Linked DNA regions of Mus musculus: region 2 is linked to region 1. Evidence: chromatin loops called from intact Hi-C (ENCODE). Cell type or tissue: heart. All regions are shown on one strand. Each heading gives the region's core, and the rest is flanking DNA. Links, peaks and the distances in the headings are about the cores only.

What was found. Peaks named below come from ENCODE experiments on the same cell type or tissue, not always from the same donor. Only the 100,000 strongest peaks of a DNase experiment are listed, where the experiment ranks them.
Region 2: it touches region 1 in a loop (2.1-fold over the local background); 3 of 42 quality-filtered maps call a loop at or near these places.

Annotation. Positions count from the first base shown.
Region 1 is chr12:4,585,994-4,596,644 of GRCm38, reverse strand. Itsn2 (intersectin 2) reads right to left here and starts at 3,637. Exons shown (of 40, transcript NM_001198968.2): 1 at 3,413-3,637. Gm3625 (predicted gene 3625) reads left to right here and starts at 2,914. Exons shown (of 1, transcript NR_169069.1): 1 at 2,914-6,850. In heart, for the core only: a CTCF peak has its summit at 4,439; DNase peaks (open chromatin) are centred at 3,724 and 7,784; H3K4me3 peaks cover 2,139 bases; H3K27ac peaks cover 1,713 bases.
Region 2 is chr12:4,839,322-4,849,972 of GRCm38, reverse strand. Fkbp1b (FK506 binding protein 1b) reads left to right here and starts at 8,400. Exons shown (of 4, transcript NM_016863.4): 1 at 8,400-8,574. The coding sequence starts at 8,538. It overlaps Wdcp (WD repeat and coiled coil containing), which reads right to left and starts at 6,670. Exons shown (of 4, transcript NM_001170858.1): 1 at 6,522-6,670. In heart, for the core only: no CTCF peak of the experiment used is centred there; DNase peaks (open chromatin) are centred at 6,642, 8,412, 9,082 and 9,752; H3K4me3 peaks cover 3,596 bases; H3K27ac peaks cover 2,826 bases.

The DNA.
Region 1 (10,651 bases), core at 1,386-9,385:
CCTGACTGCAGATGCGTTGTGACTACCTGTCTCATTCTCTCACTGTGATGGACTGTACCCTCAAACCGTGTGTCAAAATGTTCCTCAAGTTGCTTCTTGTCAAATATTTTGTCATAGAAACAAGAAAAGTAACTAACAGGAAATTGTCACTAATCTTTGAGGTAATTACCTATAATCCCTAAGGATTATTTCATGAACACTAAAAAGCAATGCCCCAAATGTTACATAAATTACAAAATGTATTAACTTGTTCTACCTGGTTCTTATATTAAAGCAGTCATTTTACAAATGCACAAAAACATATTAGATGGAAGACTAAGAAAGGAGGACAGAGAACACAGAAAGAAAATGGCAAAGCAAAGGCTGTTCCCGTCCTAATGACAAGTACAAAGCCTTGCCTATTTAGATCTCTCACGTTTGTTCTCTCTCAACACTAGCCTCTTCCAAGTTAAGTCCACTTCGAGCTGCAAAGAATTTAACTATCTGAGTCCAAAGGCACTGAAGTGATGATCCAAAGTAGTAGAAATGAAGGGAACTACAGAGGAAGACTCTTGTAATGCATTTTTTAGCCTTCTCATATGGCTCATTTTGATGTTGATTAAAAACTGAACACCAAAAGAAAAGGCTATTTTCTACAGTAATTAGAATAAATCACAAACCTAAGAGAGACAGCACCACAGAGAGGACGACAGACTAATTAGCTTGAGATTTCTCACTGAAGGAAGCAGGCTGGGATGATAGCAGGTAACACTTACTGGGCACTTATGCTAGGCACAGCAACTAAGCACTTTATATTACATACAACACTATGAAATGGGGACTATCATTATCCCTGTTTTAAAGATGAAGAAGAAACAGAAATTGGAGAATTAAAGAAACTTGCTTAAGGTCATACAACTATTTGGAACTAGAGCTGAGGTAGGAGGTCTAACTAGAGAGCCTATACTTTTATCCAACAGAGTTGTAAACATGTACTCAATTTTTATTAAACCAGACCTTTCCTCAAATGAATATGCATTGACCATGAAAAGGATTCAGAAAACATAAGCCAGGTGGTTAAATACAACAAATTAAGTGTCTCCCATCTGGTAGTAACTCCCTGATTGTCCGCCATAATCACAGTTGAATAGCTGTACAGTAAATAACAGAGTTTTATTCAGTGTCTTGATATGGCTGACAGTATATAACAACGTTATTTAGTGTCTTCATATGGCTGTGAAACTGCCCTTTAATTGAACCTCTCAAAACACTGCAAATGAAATACGTTGCACTCTTAGAGTTATGAAAATACATTATTTCTCGGTCTATTCACTGTTATTTCTGTTCAGTTTCCTCCCCCATTTCCTCTGTGCCTCATATCCTTTAAGCCCCATTCAGTTCCTCTTTCTCAAGAATACCTACATGCACGTTCTACCCCGGAGGGTGTGTCAATGTGCAACCACTGTAAAAGAGCCAAGTATAAATACATTTTAGATGTATGTTCAGCTTTAGATCTATGCAATTGCAGAAAGAGCTTAGGTGCTGAAGTTAAAAGAATTCTAAACTGAAACAAGACACTTGTTCTTACTAGCTCCGAGACCTAGAGCAGTCAGTTAAAAGTTAACATTTTACTTATCTATCTGATGGGAGGACATTACTTACAAGGCCTTCATGTGCTTTAAATAAGTATATAAAACACTGAGCATAGTGTTTTATATACTTATTTAAATATAATATTAGTAAGTGCTCTATAAATGACCACCATGGGAGATACACTGTGATACTAAAGGAAGTTTAGTGGGTGATGCACAATACATATTTTTTTATCAGAAGGATGGAACTCTGTGAAACTCTAGATTGAAGATGAATCAAAACTAAATATCTTGAGATTTCATGCCCCTGGTAGCAGACAGCATGCTGAGAATATGTAAAATGGTCGTTTTACTCCTTAATACACACACACACACACACACACACACACCTCTAAAATTTCTAAGATTATATAAAAAAATGTCCACTTTGTATAGGATAAAATGACCAAAATAAATTCTTGAAAAATTCTCTAAGTTTGGGCAAAAGGTGTGTGTTACTCTGTTTTTGTAAAAATGCATTTTTAAAGTACAAATCCAATCCCCTGAATGTACATATCTCCTCACACTCAGGAAATATCGGGATTTGAGCCTTTGGATATGTTGAACATTTTTTTAACTTCGTTAAATGGTTACCAGCATTACTTGGAACAGCAGCAGCACACCAGTCATAAGAATAACCGCCAACGTAATGGCAAGCACATAACTGAATTTTGCAGGCCTCCCATCAACTTGTATAAATGTTGTAGGCCATGTTTCTAGATTGCTTTTAGGTTTTAGCACTGGATGACAATACAGCAAACCGTGAAAGGGAAGTTAGCAATTTCTCAAAGGCTTAAGCACCTAGTTTGGCCTCCAGTCTGTACTACCTAAACTAAGCTAACAACACAAAATTCCAAGTGACACCTTGCGTCCCCTGAGGAAGTAGGAAACGCCGTGAAACAGACAAGAAGCACGGAGTACGGCAGTAATTTCTGTGTCAACTTGAATTCCTATTGTAAAGTAGCTGGGTCTATCCAAAATGTTCCTGTTCGTTATGAATGCAAGTTTCAAATGAGTGTATTTGCCACGGACAATCACTGAATAACACAGAGCATGACCAATACCTGCAAACAGTGTCTTTCAGCAGAATGAAACTTGCAGCCTCGGTTTACCTACTCACTATGCACTTGTAGGTGCCTCTTCTCCCTTAAATAAGCAGTGAACTTTGGCTACAGAGACTCCTCGCTGTGCTTCCTATATATACCCTAGAAATGCATAATGCAGAAGTCAGCGCTTAACAGTTCTCAACTTTAGCTGTTATAACGCGAGCAGTGGACGCCAAGCATCCGCCCACTGTCCTCTCGTGACTCCGGCTACTTTGACGCACCGGGATGCGGCTCACCTGACACTCTGCAGCAACCCTGACCAAGGAGGAAAAAGAAAAGAAAGGAAGAAAGAAAGAAAAGAAAAGTCAACTAAGCCAAAATAAAATAGGTCCCCAAGGCAACGCGCACCCAGCCCAGATGCCCCTAAGGAAAGCCCGGAACCCGGTCGCCACCAGCGATAGGCGGAGGCCGTCACCTGCCAAGCGAGGCCGCGGCAAGGGGCCCGGGCTTCCCGGCCTCTGAGAGGAGCGGCCCGCCCGCCCCGCGGCGGAGGCAGGAACCCCGGGGCCGGAGGTTTCCGCCCGGCACGGCCGTCCTCGGCCGGGGCCTAGGGCGGGGGCCGCACGCGCTTCCGAGGACTGAACCCGGCGGTGCGCGGCGCGCAGCCCCCTCTGCCCGGCCCGTGGAACCCCGGGGGCGGCGGCGGCCGCACCTGCCCCGCGCCCCTCGGCCGCGCCGACGGGCGGCTTCACCCACCTGGCGCCTCGCGCACGTCCCGGCGCGACCCCGCGCGCTCCTCGACACCGGCGCGTGGGCGCGGCCAAGCTCCGGGAAGACCCTGCCGTGCCGCGGCCGCCGCCGCCGGGTCAGTCGTCAGGCCGGCCGCAGCGAACCTGTTGCGCAGCCTGTCACGGCTGCTGGGCTCTCAGCCGGCGCCGCCTCAGCCCCACAACAACATGGCGGCCGCGGCCTCCGCAGGAAGCCGGGGGGCGGGGAGGCGAGCGACGGGCGGGCAGTGACGGCCCGCCCGCCTAGCCGCGGGACACCTACTCCTCACCGTGGGGAGCGTGACACTGCGTGGCGCTCCTCCTCGCCCCCGGAACCGTGGAAGGCGTGGGCCGAAATGCTTCTCCTCCCGCCAGGTCCCGAAGCTCCGCGGCTGACAGCCCTTCCAGGAGCTGCCAAGACCCCCCACCTGGCTCCTCCTCTTCGAGGTGACTTGCCGGGGACTGGGTGGGACATTTCCTGCCACAGGACCCTAAGGTTTTGGAAAGGGCCAAGAGATGTCCAGGACATCCCCGTTGGACCACACATGGAGCTTGCTGTCTCTCAAGCTGGAACCTTCTTATTCACTGAAGGTCTCTTCGTTAACATGTGAGCAAGCCTTTCCTGAGAATGGGGAAGTTAGAGGTGCAAAGGAGTTGCCTCCACCTTTGCTGCAGATCCTTCTCAAGGACTCTCCTTAAAGGATTTTACCACACCCAAGAGTTAGCTGTCCATTCACCATCACACACACACACACACACACAGAGAGAGAGAGAGAGAGAGAGAAAGAGAGAGAGACAGAGACACAGAGACAGAGACAGAGACAGAGACTGAGAAAAAGCATCCCTCTGTTCACACACAAGAGCAAGCTCATGACAGACAGGAAGACCGTCCCGGACTTTTCTGCTTGCAGAAGCTAAACATCCTTACCCATCTAATAGGAGAAACTCATACTTAGAACTTATTTCTATTCTGTGGTTTCCTCACTCAAATCACCATTCTTTATCTGCTGTTTGACAGAGGCAACAGCACCCCCTGGACAAAAAAAAAGCTTTCTTAAGGTTGAGGATGAGGAAATGATGGTCCCTAATGGGCAAAATGGGAGTGTAAGGTTTCCATGGAAGGAAGTGTACTGAGATGCAAAACTCATAACGTAAACTGGTGCGTGCCTGTAACCCCTGCACACAGAGAACGAGTCGCATCAGTCTGACTGCTGAGAAGGATTGTGAATTTGAGGTCAGTCTAGGCTATATAAAAATTGTTTTTTAAAAATCCCATAAATAAATGGATGTTTTCAAACATTAGTATCCCTATGATTTCAATTGAAATGTGAGAGATATGTGTAGATCAGATGACCCCAGGCTTCACTGACCCCTGTTGGGGCTGATGCAGATAGAAAGTCTGACTTGAAAGAGATTGCGGAGATGCTCAGGGCCAACTGAACTGGACAACCAACTCTTAGGAGGAATTTAGCAAACATTGATGGTGATAAACAGGGTTTTCTTGCTCTCACGGTGTTTTCTTAACTCTTCAATTAGCCCTTGGCTTGCATTTTGGTGTTCGGGACTTGGTAACATTCACCTTGCCTTCTTTCTGTTGAGGTTGCTGGATCCTTGAGAGGAGGGCGGTGGGACGCAGGTGCATTTAAAGGCCTCCCTTGAAGAAACTGCAGAGCTATCAGAAATTGGAGTTCTGTATGTCTGCCTGCAGTATCCCAAACACTAAGTCAACAACTTGGGATTTTTTTTGTTTGGTTTTAGGGTTTTTTTTTGGGGGGGGGGGATGGTCTCTCTGTATAGCCTTGGCTGTCTTAGAACTCTCTTTGTAGACCAGGCTGGCCTCAGAGTCACAGTGATCTGCCTGCCTTTGTCTCCCAAGTGCTGATAATTCCAGTTTCTATTCAGAACTTGAGATCAATCTATCCTGTCACAATGTAGAGTATGAGGGCCTCCTCTAGCCTAGCTTCTCTTATACATACATATGCGATTCTGGAATAAATCTGGACTTACTTAGTGGATATAAGTAATGAGGGAAGAAAAGAAATGAAGGATTCTCAGATTGCTGGGCAGGCCTTGCTAACAGTAGTTCTTTCTGTTCAGCAAGCTAAATGGAATTTTGGAGGCTGGCAAACACAGAAGCAACCCAAGAAATGTTCTTGCTGCCTTTAGATCTTTCTTTCCCTACTTATGCAAAAACAGTCCTTTTTGTCGTTTTTGATTTTTGTTTTTAGGCTTGCAAAACCCTTCTTCTCTCCTTGTGTCTTCTTTAGCCAAATACCAGAGCACTCAGTGTCCAGCAAAAACTTCAGCACCTGAAATAGTCAGTCATTTCTCTCCACCCAGAATTCTCGTCATCCTCAGTCTTTAGGAATTTATGATTCAGGTAGGTGATGTAGCAACCCTCCCAGTTCATTCCTCCATTCATGGGCTGGTCTTGAAACTCTACCTGTGAATTCCCTCAGAATTTCCCAGATCTGACTGTCATTTGTTTACCTCTAGCATGGACTGTAGATGAATAACAAGCCCTACCTAATTCAGAGACGTTCTGTCAATTCCCTAAAAGATTAGTAGTTGGTGTAGCGTGAAAAGCTTAGGGAGCAGGGAAGTAAACTATGCATATCATATTTCTCCCTTTCTGCCAAATCTAGGATAGGCTCTTAGGCCATTACTATAAACCAAGGTTTTACCATGGGGACCCCTAACCACAAGCTCTTTTCCTTTCATGCTCCTTCCAGCCTTATAGATCCTGTTTTTAAAGACCCCATTCTTCATCCAAAAACCTCCCAGCCTGTCTTCAAAAGAAGACTATGATGGTAAGGACAGGCTAGAATAGACAGAAGGAAAATATGCAGATTTCAACCATAGTGTAAGGTAAATATTATATAGGAAACTGTGTGAACCAGGGGCTTGTCTTTTACATAAGACCTTTACCACTAATAGACTGCCTATGGCAATGCTATGTATAACCTTAGTTTTAAATAAATAATTTATAAGGAAATTAAGAGGCTATGGCCAACAGAAACCATACTGATTTGTCCAGATATTTGTTACTTCTGGTATTCTTCATTCTTTCCTAAGGACCAGAGTTTCCATTTATAATTCCCTTTAAGTAACTTTCTTTAGTGTTTAAAGCTATAGTGCAGGTCTATTTGCTACAAATTTTTATATTTTATATGAAAACGTAGATGTTACTTGCTTTCATATTTGCATGTAGATTTACATCCATGGATGTAAAAGAATGGGTTGAAATAAATGAGGTGGCTCAGTGAATAAAAGCACCCACTGCCACTCCTGATGACTTGAGTTTGCTCTCTGGGTCTCGAGGATGGAAGGAGAAAATCAACCTGCAAGTTCTCCTGTAACTCCCACCTCTACAGCCCTGTGCCCTGTATAATAACAAGTACATGCTAAATAAAATGTAAAACTCTAAGCTGCCACTCCCCTCCTTCTCACTGAATATTTAACTGTTTGGTATCCTCATTAAATATGTGCCAACAGTGTAACTGTGCTCCACTGCAGAGCACCAAAGCCCTGCTCTGCCACCCCCACCCCCCCATGCCCAGGACATCTGAGGACATGAGTACTGGGAAAATGGACCTGTTTAAAGTCATTTTTGGGGTTTTTGTTTGCTTGTTTGTTTTTTTGTCTTTCTTTGGTAGGAGCTTGCTCATGTCCCCTGTTAGCTAAGGCATCTATTTTAGTGGCTTATAAGAAAAAAATGGAACCTAGGCATTTCTCCTATATTCTCTCTCTTCCGAGAAATGGATAAAAGGTGAAGTTTTCCCTTTCTCAGTTCCTTTTTCCTTTCAAAACTTAGAATGAACTACTGACAATAGTGATTAAGGCTTGAAGATTTAAAGTCAAATCAATCTAGGAAACCAGGTTGAGGTTGACCTATTATAACAGGGTGATACACATGATGAAACGTAGGTCAGGGTAGTGAGTTCAAGGCCCACGAAGAGGTCTAGGCCTTCCATGAGATGTCTTTGTCATGTCACTAATTGGATTGTTTGTTTTTACAAAATTAAAAGTTACTAAGAACCTCACATGTTCCTAGTTCCTAACCATAGTCAACAGGACAAACTGATCTTTAGGTTAGCTTCTCCACTCGACCTACAGACCCTTTTTAGAGTATAGAGTAGAGTAGAAACAAGTGAAAACAGGAATGGCTTAGAGGAGGGGGTGGGAGGGGGAATCTCCAACTGTAGCATTGGCAGAGTATTACCACTTTCAGGCTGCTGGTGTTGTGGCTGCTGGTGTTGTATATATATAACTTGAGATGCTGGCTTAAATCCGGATGGTACTGGAAAGGCAGTGCCAGGCAAGCTGGGGAGGGAAGTCAGCCCAGACTTGGTTCTGTGCCAGCACTGTAGGGTGGAACCAAAGGCCGGAAAGCTCTGACCAGGGTGTGCTCATTCATGACTGACGCACCAGGGCCTTCCAGTCTGGCAGGTGTAGCTCAGAGAATGGGAATCCAGTGTGTATTCAAGAGTCAGACATGGTTCCAGTCTGGCATGTATCCCCAGCTGTCTGCTTATGTCACTGTTTCTGTCTACAGATAGACTAGATACCAGATGACTTCTTATAATAACCTAACTAATAATATAGCCCTTTGCACTAGGTAGGACTTTTTTTTTTTTTTTTTTTTTTACCATTTTAGTTTTTCTTTTTTGTGGTGCTGCAAATGGAACCCGGGATCTTATACTAACTGTGTTCCATCACGGAACTGTATTTCCCACTCCTGAGTTTCTGTTTGTGATCATCTAACCTGGATGGCCTTGTAAAAAGGAGAGGTCAAAACCAGGCTTCACCTTATATTTGAGAATTTTCTCATGCCTAGTTTAGATTTTCTTTTGCCCCTTTACCTAAAAAACAAAAACAACAAAAAACAACAACAACAACAAAAACCATAAGCCTTGCTGTTCTGCATTCAGATAGCAGCAATGTTTTACTTTAAGCATGCAGTGGAGTAAATCCTTTGGCATTGCTAGACCCAGAGTGGCCAAACAAACTTTTCTTTCTAATGTTAGCATTTTTTAAAAATAAGACAGTGCCTTGAAATGAATCTTAAGAATGATAACTGCTGGACCCAAGGCACATGCCTGTAATCCCAACTGCTTGGGAAGTTTAAGGTTTGTTTGGCCTGCACAGTGGGTTCAAGGCCAGCCTGAGTCATGCAGCAAGACTGTGTCTTAGGTTTCCATTGCTGAGAGAGCCACCACGGCCAAGGCAACTCCTATAAAGGACAACAGTTCATTGGATCTGGCTTGCCGGTTCAGAGGCTCAGTACATTATCACCATGGCAAAAGCATGGTGGCCTCCAGGCAGGCATGGTGCTGGAGATGCTGAGAGTTCATCTTCATCTGAAGACAAACAGGAGAAGACTGGCTTCCAAGGAATTAGGAAAAGGGTCTCAAAACTGCCAAAAGTGACACACTTCCTTCAACAAGGCCACACCTACTCCAACAAGGCCACACCTCCCAATAGTGCCACTCCCTGGGCCAAGCATATTTAAACCACCACAGATTGTTTCAGAAGGAAATGCAGGCAACGAGGAAGAAGTGGGGAGGGAAGAAAGAAAAGCAGGAGAAGAAGAGGGGAGAAAAGAAGGGCATGGGTGTGTCAGCTGCCCAGGCAACTTACAGTGGCCTGGAGAGCCAGTCAGTGAGTGGCTGTTACGGGGCCGGCTACAGCGGTCAGAACAGCATGGGTGGATATGGTTAGTATTGTAGGAACATTTGAGTTATTTCAATCAGAAAATTTCACTGGCAGCCAATAAGCAGTCAAGAGCAGTTTATAACTCTAGAGGAAGCTGGGGGACCCACTTTGCACCATGAGTTTGTGAAATCTGGATTAAAAAATTACCTCTTCCGTGTTTCTCATGCAAACTTTTCTTCTAGCATGTAATATTGAGTAAACTAAAACTATTTTCTTCCGCTTTTCTCAATTAACATTTTTGGTAGTATACTTAAGAGTGATGTTATCTGAGTTAAGTAGTTTAAGTATGTTGAGTGGATCTTTAAGCACACCACAGTGAACACACTGGGGATATGTACTTTTCTGGAGAACCCAAAGGTGCTAGATCCCTGATGCAAAAGAGAAGCATTTCTCATGTTCATTCTAGTTTATATTTCCATTTAAAATCTTTAGGTTAAGTTTAAGCTTTTTAAAAGTTAGTTTTGAGAATTGAGATACAATACTAATACTGTAGGAATTGGTGAGGCCTTGACTTAAAGCTTTCTTTGTACTGTGATTTCCTTTTGGGTGTATTTTGCTAAGTGAAACTTGTTAAATTTTTTGTTAACTAAATTTTTTTCTTAAAATAAAGACTTTTTCACAATGACAAAAAAAAAAAAAGAAGTCAGGGGAGGAAAGAGAAGAAGGGTGACACATGTCTGTGTTATTACTAGCTCTTTAGTGATTGAGATAAGAAGTTCGAAAGTTTGGGGCTAGCCTTGGATACACTGCAAAACACTATCAGGAAGGAAGGAGAGGAATCGAGGGAAATAGAACAAAACCAGGAGCTGTGGTGAGTAGGCACAAAGTAGTCCCAGCATAACACTGTAGCAGGGGGAACCACAGGCAAATGTGAGGATGATTTTGATATTTAAGAAAAAAGAGATAGGCCTGTAGAGTTGCCCTTTCTTGATTTCACCTATAAAAACAAAATCTAAGCTATGAAATTACATTGCAAAGTAGAATCAACAATGTGATTCTAGCCATGCCTGGGTAGGAGGGGCTGGGTCAGGACTTTTCTGCTCAGGAGACTGGTAATGACCATGATGTGGATGTTTGGTAATTGTCTTAGGGTTTTACTGCTGTGAGCTGACACCATGACCAAAGCAAGTCTTATAAGAACAACATTTAATTGGGGCTGGTTTACAGGTTCACAGGTTCAGTCCAGTATCATCAAGGCAGGAATGTGGAAGCATCCAGGCAGTCCTGCTGCAGACAAAGCTGAGAGTTCTATATTTTCATCTGAAGGCTGCTAGTGGAAGACTGACTTCTGGGCAGCTAGGGCGAGGGTCTTAAAGCCTACACCCGCAGTGACACATACTCCAACAAGGCCACACCATACCTCCTAATAGTGCCATCACCTCCTAATAGTTTCCTGGGCAAACCATCACAGTACAATTTCTTCCTTTTGTGTTGAATGCTTCCAATTGGGTCTTTTTTAGTCCTTACAGTTTAGAGCTGCCTAATTCAGTAGACCCATAGAGGAAATCAAAAA
Region 2 (10,651 bases), core at 1,762-9,761, 250 kb before region 1:
CTTGCCTAAGGCTTTCAGATTCACATCTAAGCTCTATGTTAGAGTGAAGGGAAAGCAAACATAATCCTTACATTCCTATGAGTCATCAGTACAGGAGTTTTAATTTTATCTTTTTGTGTGGCTCTGGGTATCAAACCCAGGGCCTTGTGCATGCTAGACAAGTGCTTAACTCCCCGATCCCTGCAGCTTCCTGCATTAGAACTTTATTAACAACAAGTTTGATACTAAAATGTTGTGAGTAGTCTTTCTATGAGCTGTACAATGAAGGAAAGTAGGCAGGTATTCAAGAGTGGACTGGAGGTCCAAGGGTAGCCTGAGCCATATAGGGGTTTTTTTGTGGTTGTTTTTAGATTTATTTATTTATTTATTTATTTATTTATTTATTTATTTATTTAATGTATGTGAGTGCACTGTAGCTGTCTTCAGCCACACCAGAAGAGGGCATTGGATCCCATTACAGATGGTTGTGAGCCACCTCTCCAGCCTAAGACAAGGTCCTCCTATTAGGTGGCTCTGAATGTCCTAGAACTTGTTTTGTAGACCAAGCTGGCCTTGAACTCATAGAGATCTGCTTGCCTTTGCCTCTGCCTCCTGAGTGTTGGGATTAAAGGCACACACCACCATGTTGCATGAATGAATAACTTTTATTTTAGATAATAAAACCAAAAGCTCCAAAATGTTAAAAAAAAAATTACAACAAAATAAACTCCAGATGGTTAAAGACCTAAATGAATAAACAACGAATAACCAAATCTGCAAAATATAAGACTATTTTACCATACCACGTAAGCCAATCACATATATAAATGTCCATAGCAACCATCTTTGCAAGGGTAAAAGCCTAGTGTAAGCACGTAACTCAGTGGTGGAGCACTGCCTGGCATGTTCTGGTGCCGGGTTCAACCACTCATAGAGCAAACGTAAATCCAGGTTCAGGTCCATATTCTCAGTTCCTTGGAGTAAGTAAAAGGCAGGAGGGTCAGGAATTCTAGGCCAGCATTAGCTCTACAGCGAGTGCGAGGCCAGCTTGCACTGCAGGAGACCCTGACAGGAAGTTCAGAACTTGAAGCGATGTTCCTCAAGAGACGGATTGCTTAGCATGTGCGATATCTAAAGCAATAAATAAAAATGAGTTATGTCACTACAGAAGAAATTAGACCGATGATTCTGAACCTGTCGACCTCAACCTTTGGTGTGGGGTTGAACCTAAGACCATTAGAAAACCCACATATCATGACTCACAACAGTAGCAAAATTAGTTATGAAGTAGCAACAAAAATGATTCTATGGTTGGGAGTCACCACGACATGAGGAACTGTTTCAGAGCATTCGGAGGCAGGCAGGTACCCACTCTAGGCCCAGGTTCTCAAGAAGCTGAGGCAGGCCATCACCTAAAGCTCTCTGAGGCCAGCCTGGGTAAGAGCTCAGACAGTGAAAAGGTAACTTCCGTAAGTGAGAAACCTCAAGGAAGACTGGAACTCATATGATAACCCTAAATATGCGCTACTTAGGAAAAACATGCACCATTATGTGTCTACTCATGTGTGTGTGTGTTTATAAACACTGAGGGAAAGGTCAGGGATAACATGCACATGCAGCGTGTAAACTGTTCACAGTGGATAGTAAACTAAGGTGGCATAAGAGACAAAATGGGGGCTGGAGAGATGGCTCAGCGGGTAAGAGCACTGACTGCTCTTCCAAAGGTCCTGAGTTCAAATCCCAGCAACCACATGGTGGCTCACAACCATCTGTAATGAGTGAGATCTGATGCCCTCTTCTGGTGTGTCTGGTGTGCTTACATGTAATAAATAGATAAATCTTTAAAAAAAAGGGGGGGGGCTAGTGAGATGGCTCAGTGGGTAAGAGCACCGACTGTTCTTCTGAAGGTTGGGAGTTCAAATCCCAGCAACCACATGGTGGCTCATAACCACCCATAATGAGATCTGATGCCCTCTTCTGGTGTGTCTGAAGACAACTACAGTGTACTTACATATAATAAATAAAATAAATCTTTAAAAAAAAAAGAGAGAGAGACAAAGTGGTCTTTTCAATTTCTGTATTTGGAGGGAATTCTTTTTAATAATCATATATCCAAATTATCTTCTTATAGTAAAATATTAATATATAAAAATATACTTAGTTCATAAAGAGTTTTAAGACTTAAAAAAATCGTAGCTTTTAAACAGTCAAAGAATATTAATCATTTTTTGTTCACCCCTGAGGGTTGGATCCAGGACCTGGACATGCTAGGCAACTGCTCCATCTGTGAACTAGACCCCATGCCTATCAGCAGGCAGTTTCCCCAACACGGATCAGTGAATGTGTAAAGGCTGGGTGCCAAGGCCAGCATGGCCCTAATCGAGACAGACTGACATGGTTCCTGCCCCTAGGACAGGGCTCCAGTGTGAGCTTCCAGGAATGTCAATGGCTGCCGTGGGTGTCAGGCTTGCTTGTGTAATAATGAACATACTCTCTGGGTCCACAGCAGTGGAGGCCTCTTTTCTCCTGAGGAATGCCCTCCTTGTTTATGACTCCATGATAATTAGAAACACCAGGAGTATAGCTCTGTCTCAGCAGAATGGTAAGTACTGGGACCTTCAGGACAGCCCTTAAGGATACAGGAAAGAGCTCTAAATACTTGAGTTTGAAAACATATTCTCAAACATGCAAAAAAAAAAAGTATGCAAAATGAATTATGAGGGGTTTCACAACTCTAAAGGAACAAAAGCAGCTGAGCCGTGAGCCGATTTGTTAGAAAATTACTAAGGATGGAGATAAAGAGACTTAGGGAGTGGTGGTCACAGGACCCCAACCAGCTGAGTGTTCTGTTCATGCTTACAAAGGCAGATGGTTTCCTGAGTTCAGGATCCATCTAGAACAGAGCAAGGGTAGGCTCAGGCACGGTGGGAGGTGTAATTTTGAGCAGGGTTCCACCCAACTAGCTTATTGTCTGTGTTTAACAAAGACAGATAGATCTCTAAAATTCTTTTGCAATGTTTAGAAAAAAATGTATCCTGAAATGTCTCTGAAGGATCAAAGGGCTAAGGTGGGCAGTGGTGGCACACGCCTTTAATCCCAGCACTTGGGAGGCAGAGGCAGGCTGATTTCTGAGTTCGAGGCCAGCCTGGTCTACAGAGTGAGTTCCAGGACAGCCAGGGCTACACAGAGAAACCCTGTCTCAACAACCCAAATACATACATACATACATACACACACAAACACACATACACACACAAACACACACACACACACACACACACACACACACACACATACACACACACACACATGGAGGTCAGCAAACAACCTTTGGGAGTTGGTTCTTGCCTTCCACCATATGGGTCCTGGATGTGAACTTAGATGTTAGGCTTGGCAGCAGTCATCCTGACCTGCTGGGTCACCCTGATGACCCTCATTTTGGCTTTTTATTTTGTTGTTCTGATCTGGGAGGGAGGTGAGGCAGGGTTTCTCTCTGTAGCCCTGGCTGTCCTGGAACTCACTCTGTGGAGCAGACTGGCCTCGACCTCACAGAGACCCGTTTCCTTCCCAAGTGCTGGGATTAAAGGCGTGCACCCTTTAATAACCACCTGGGTTATTTTGCTGTTTTTTTGTTTGTTTTTTTTTAAATCACTTTTCTATTCCCAAACCCAACTACCGAACATATACCTTCAGCATATAAAAAAGTCCTTCTGAATCTGAGGATGTGGGTCATTGGTAGATTCCAGCCTCAGATGCTCAAAACCCTAGGTCCAATCCCTAGCACCCAAAGTAAAAGGAGTGAAGTTCTTTCAAAAAGCATCAAGACATTAAGGGCCTGTGTTATTTGCTACAGATACAACTTTCTAACTTGATCTGTTTTGGTCCTAAAGGAGGCAGAGGTAGCAGGATCTCTGAGAGTAAAGGGCAGCATAAGCCTCTACCTACCTACCTACCTACCTACCTACCTACCTATCTATCTACCTACCTATCTACCTACCTACCTATCTACCTACCTACCTATCTACCTACCTATCTACCTATCTACTACCTATCTACCTACCTACCTATCTACTACCTATCTACCTATCTATCTATCTATCTATCTATCTATCTATCTATCTATCTTGGGGGTGGGAGGGAGATACAGGCCGACCAGAGTCACATGGGGGGAGGGGGAAGAGTCTGAACACCACAACCATAAGGTGCACAAAGAGTCAGTGGGTTGACTTAGCCCATAAAAGTGTTTGCCATAGGACTGGTGAGATGGCTCAGTGGGTAAGAGCACCCGACTGCTTTTCTGAAGGTCCCAAGTTCAAATCCCAGCAACCACATGGTGGCTCACAACCACCCGTAATGAGATCTGACTCCCTCTTCTGGAGTGTCTGAAGACAGTTACAGTGTACTCACATGTAATAAATAAATAAATAAATAAATAAATAAATAGTGTTTGCCATAAAACCTGAGGTCAGTCTCAGAATCCCACAAAGTTAAGGGAAAGAACAAACTCACAAAAGCTGTCCTGCGACTTCCACAGATCTGCTGTAGTATGTGTGCCCCACCTCAGAAAAAACAAACCAAGCCCGGTGTGGTGGCGCACACCTTTAATCCCAGCACACGGGAGGCAGAGGCAGGCGGATTTCTGAGTTCGAGGCCAGCCTGGTCTACAGAGTGAGTTCCAGGACAGCCAGGGCTACACAGAGAAACCCTGTCTCGAAAAACAAAAAAAAAAAGGCAAGGGCTGGAGAGATGGCTCAGCAGTTAAGAGCGCTGACTGCTCTTCCCGAGGTCCTGAATTCAAATTCCAGCATCCACATGGTGGCTCGCAACCATCTGTAATGGGATCTGATGCCCTCATAACCATCTGTAATGAGATCTGATGCCCTCTTCTGGTGTGTCTGAAGACAGCTGTACTTAAATTAATTAATTAAATCAATCAATCAATCAATCTTTGGGACAAAGCAAACCAGGCCAGCAATCAATCAATCTTTGGGACAAAGCAAACCAGGCCAGAGCAAGAAGGGGAAAAAAAGGAGCCAGGCGGTGATGGTGCATTCTTTTAATCCCTGTACCGGAAAGGCAGAGGCAGACAGATCTCAAGGCCAACCTGATCTATAGAGTGAGTTCCAAGACAGCCAAGATTACACAGAGAAACCCCGTGTGTGTGTGGGGTGGGGTGGGGTCGGGGGGGAGGTTGGACAGATAAACAAAAACCCCAAACCAAATGGAAAAAGAAAAAGGATAAAATAAAAAAGAGAGAGGAAACAAAGTGTGCAGCTGTTTTCCCAGAGGAAGACGAGGTGCTGGATGCCAGAGGCGCTTCTCTAAGACAGAAAGACTGCGCTCACAGAATGTGAAGACTGAAAAATACTTGAGGGACAGCATGCAAAATTTTAGCTTGAGAAAGAGTTGAACCATTAGTCAGAGATGCAGAAGGCAGGCATGCTTTGAAGATGAGAAAGGTGTGTAGTATGTAAGGTATTTATTTTTCATACAGACCCTCACGTAGCCCAGACAGGCCTAGAGCTTCCTGTTCTCCTGCCTGCACTTCCTGAGTATTGAGAATAATACCGGTCCAGTTTATGCGGTGCAGGGGATGGAACCCAGAACCCTCTGTATGCTAGGCAAACACTCCACCGACTGAGATACTGCAAGCTGTGACAAAATTTAGTATTAGATGAGTTTTATGTAGTGGTATTAAACGTGTTTCATGAAGGTGCCTGTAAGGTAGCAGTAGATGTACCTTAGGCAGTCACAGGGAAGGATTTGGGAGTCACTGATGTAAGGTTAGTAAAGCCAAAGCAAGTAAGGATCTTATCATTTAACAAAACAAAACCTGAAAGCCAGTCAACATAGCCCAGCAGTTATCAGGGGCTTGTACACAAGCCTTATTTATACCTGAGTCCAACCCCTGGACCCCACAAAGTGGCAGGAGAGAACCAACTCACAAAAGTTGTCCTATGACTTCCAGCTATGCACCAAAGCAAGTGCACGTGCGTGCGCAAACGCTGAGGCGGGCGCGCGGGCGCAGGCACACACACACACACACACACACACACACTGCCTCGAGTCCAGCTAGGTCTAGGCTAGCACTGATTGCAAAATGACACCCAGTCTCAAAAAGACCAAACCAGATAAAAACCAAACCAAAACCAAAACTCCCCATCTAGCTTCCCAGAAGGATGAGAGACGTGAGACAGAGATACTGGCAACAGCTTAACTGATCATCCCGTTAGAGCCTCCTGGAATTAACCAAAAGCTCGGCTATTATCATTTGTAATTTAAACCAAGTTCTTAGTTCGGTTTGTTCAAACATCTCAAAGTTCGTAGGCGACTTTAACTTACTACAAACAAGGCTATATTCCTTAAGCTCTATTACCAGAAGTATCACTCGTGTATCCCAAGGGCACTTGTTAAAACCCACACCGTGAGCTTGCTTCTACTGCAGCCTGGTCCTCTTCCAACTCTCCCTCAACTTCTCCCCACGCCTACATCCCTGGGCCTGAAGTGCCACCCACTTCACACACACACACACAACGAAATACCTTAGTCTTCTGCCTCCCCGTCCCACACGTAAAATCCCGGGGCCGCTCACGTCACAGGACCGGGAATCAGAAGTCCCGGGCACCTAACGGAAGCCTCGGCCTTTGGACCTCGGAGATGCCTCTAGACTATTGGCTATTGAGTGCGTCACGTTAGCGGCGGGTCCTTCCGATGGCCATTAAGCGCGGGCTTTGCCGCAAGTGTTTCTGGGAGTTGTAGTTCCCGCGAAATCACCGCCCGAAAATCTTCACAATACACCTCAAGTGCTTCAACCTCTTTTCCCACGCAGGTCTCAACTGTTCTCTTAGAAGTGGTTGGCAAGAGCCGGGCGTGGTGGCACACGCCTTTAATCCCAGCACTTGGGAGGCAGAGGCAGGCAGATTTCTGAGTTCTAGGCCAGCCTGGTCTACAGAGTGAGTTCCAGGACAGCCAGGGCTATACAGAGAAAAAAAAAATTGGTTGGCAAGAGGGAATCGGAATTCTACAGTCAACATGTGTAAAAAGTTAGTGTTTAGTTTAGAGGGGAGTCAAGAACTCCACATTTAAAAATCCCATAAAATATCACTCCCAAAATGTAAATACATCCGTTTACCTGAAGCCAGCCTCGTAGGCCTGCCCAAGTAGCAGATCTGTTCTACCCCGATCTCAAAGTACCTGCCCAAGGCCATAACCAGTAGGGGGGTGAGGGTCAGGGTTGGAGGGTGGGGTGTCTTAAGCTTTTTTGTTTGTTTGTTTGCCTTAAGCCCTGACGACTCTAGGGCACACACACGGGTTTTTTTCTGATCCTAACGTGCACAGTACCGTAAACCAGCTTTTCTGAGCACCAACTTTAGTCCTTGTATCCTGGCAAGCTAGTATCTGCGAGCTAGCCACTTGGAAGAGTGGAGATGGAGAAACTGAGGAAAATGCGTCAAGTTCCAGTTCTGGGCCTTTGAATAAATAGGTCCTTCTCCCATACTCACCTCCCATTGGCTCTTGTCAGAAACAAATTCAGATCTGTGCAACGGGTGTAGAAAAGATGGGGGTGGGGGGCATTTCTTAAAGTCTCCTTCAGCCTTCAAGCAAATGTTTTCTCCTCCCAATGTATCTTCCTAGGGGCCATGGACGTAACCTCTGTTAGCTTAGCGTGAGTGAACAGGCCCTGGCTTCCCTGGATTCAAGTCCCAGGACCAAGGAAGCGGAATTCGGATTGGGGAAGGACAAAAGTATCTTTTTAGATCCTGGTTTGGTTTGGGTAGAGGTAAAAGAATTCATTCATTCCTTCTATAGCATTCACCATTCAGGCTGTCGCTGTATCTTCAGCACAGAGCTGATCCTCCTTTAATTCAGTTGGAATCCCCAGGGAGCAGTCCTTTACCTTGAAAGGTGAGACCTCCAATACATATACCTGCTGTAAAACTTTGAGGAATGATGAATGTGGTCTTAAGGTGGTTGAGGAAAATTCGTCAATAATTGGTTTCTTCCCTTCGCCGGCTCTGCTCCAATAGATTCGGGAAGCCTAACCCGGGTAGGTATCAGTCTCGGGTGCTTCCGTTTTACTCTGAACCCCACGGCACTGAGCACACGTATTTAAAGAGTTAGTTTAATTACCGACTTTCTCCTAGTCTGTAGGATTGAGTGGACTCCCTGGGGCTTTGCACCCTGTAGGTGCTAAATAAATATACACTGAGTGGATAGATGTGTGGATGTGCTAGTGCCGGCACGCCTCGCTCACCCTGCCTCCCCTTTCAGCCAGTGGGTTAATGGTGGTTAGTCTGGCCAGGATCCGGAGCAGCCACGTCAGGGTCGCTTCCCTCGGGCTCCGCCCCGGCCGACCCCACCTTGTCGCACAGCTCCACCCCGCCGCCCCCTTCCCGGCGGCCCCTCCCCGCGCAGGTCCTGACTCCAGCCGCACCTCCTCCGGCTCTGCAGTGGCGGCAAGAAGGCGAGCGGGAGTGCCTGCGGGGTCCGCGCCAGAGCGGAGCCGGGGTCGGGGCAGCCGCGAGGACCCCCTTGGAGGCGGGGCCTGTGGGACCGTGATGGGCGTGGAGATCGAGACCATCTCCCCAGGAGACGGTACCGGGCGGCTGGGCCCGGGAGGAGGAGGGGTCCCGGGGCGGAGTCCGCGGGCTGGGATCTGATTCCGAGGTGGCTCCGGGGACCTGAAGCGGGGAGAGGGTCAAAGATGCGGGCGACAGGAGGAGACCTCCTTCCCCGATTCTTGTGGGTTTCAGAGGACAACGCACCATCCCATTCTGCGCCCGCTCACCTTGGGGAGTGAAGGCGGCCACCTTAGGGCAAGGGGGTTATGTCCAGCCACTGTCCTAGGCTGCGGCTGCTATCTCCTGAGCTGCAACCTCTCGATTAACCGCTGCTACTGACTTCCCAGGTTTGAATTTCTGTTCCGTTTTTCCTGTTCGGTTCCAGGGATGATCTCGCTTTGGGGGTTCCTGCTGTACAGAGAAACCCCTCCTATTGCACCACACCTCCCCGCCCCTCTTGTCTGGAGGCCCCCAGGGCTGGGCAGTGGTTAGTTGTGGAGAGAGCCAATTTGGGAGCCTGCCACTCCTTTGGCTGCTTCTGCTTCCTATTTCACCCTCCCGGTCCTACTCACCCTTCCTGGTCATCTGCCCTCTACCATGCCCTCCTCAGTCAAAACCCAGCCTTCGGACCTGCTGCTTGATCCTCCTGGGGGGTCCATGGTGCCGGGTCAGCCAGGTCAAAACAACTCGCGTTCCATAATTTGGTTCATCGCCCCACCCCACCCCCTCCTCCCAGTCTATCTATCTCTGGGTTCCCTGTCTCACCAAGTTTCCTCAACTATTTAGAAAACTGGGTGTATTCAACATATTCAAGGAGTAGCTATTTCTTAAGCAAAATTTAATCCAGACCAAAAGCCACCCCCAAGGTCCAGAGTGTTTAACAAGCAAACTTGCTGTTGGATATTATTGGCATGCTCCTTCGCAGGGAGTTAAAGGGCTTCTTGGTTACAAACCGAGGGCTTCCTGGAAGTACCCGATACTGCCCAGATCACTCCTTGCAGATACACGTTTCTTCCCAGGCCTTGTCACCCACACAGCCTCTGAGCTGTCTCCCCATCTTCGTTCTCCCCGCCTTCCATTTGACTTCCGTTCTCAGTCCCCTCATTTTTCTCACAGGTCCCCTAAAATGCAGAGCTTTAAGGGCCCCTCCCTCAGGAAGAAAATCATTAAAAGACTCTTCCCCCTACTTCTGCAAGCAGCTGCCCTCTTGGTGATTGCTAGGGCGGGAGGGATCCACACTGGCACTTCCTCTTTCGATACTTACTATCCATGCATCCACAACCAACTTCACCAAGCCACTTGTGAGTTGTTAAACAAACCACTCATTTAGCAGATATTTATGGAACGTGTACACTGTGTGCTGGACCTAGGGTTACAGGATGGAACCAATGGGCTCTCACTGTGACTGGACTCTAGGACCCTAAGGATTTGTGTGTTTCCTGGTGGAACCCTTGTGCTTGCTAGGCACCTGCTGTACATGAGCTACATCCCAACTCTGGATTCCAGGTTTCGAGCATGTCTTACAACTAATTCTATTTCCCAGGTCCCTTTACTTCTCCAGACAGACGCCCACCCATCTTTTAACAGCCAATTTAACTGTTTTCTGTGGGGCTTTCTCTGGCTTCCTTTGGTAGGCTCCTACAGTCCACTAACCGCTGACTGTGTTGTTATGTTCCCAAGCTCCTAATCCAGTCTCATAGCTTTCTATTCCACCCAGTTTGTTTATCCAGGGTTGGCTCTGCATCTGCCTCTGTGCAGTAAAAACTTGCATGTCTAATGGGCAGCTCAAGATTGCCACCCTCACAAATCTGTTCCTTTCCAGTTTTCTCATCTCTCAGAACAGCTCTACCACCTTCCGGTTACCCAAACCCTAATCCTTTCCCACCATTCAATGGTGAGATGGGGAGTGGGCTCCTTCCTCTCATCCACTTGCATGCCCTTGTCAGCCCTGCTTCCAAAACGTATCTCTAATCTATTTCACTCTCTTCTCTGCTAATTCATGCAACCATTGATTTCTTGTCTAGACTATAGCAACAGATGTCTAACCATCCATCCCACACTCGGGAGCTAGAGTGATCTTATAAAATCTTAATTCAGATTAGGTCATTTCC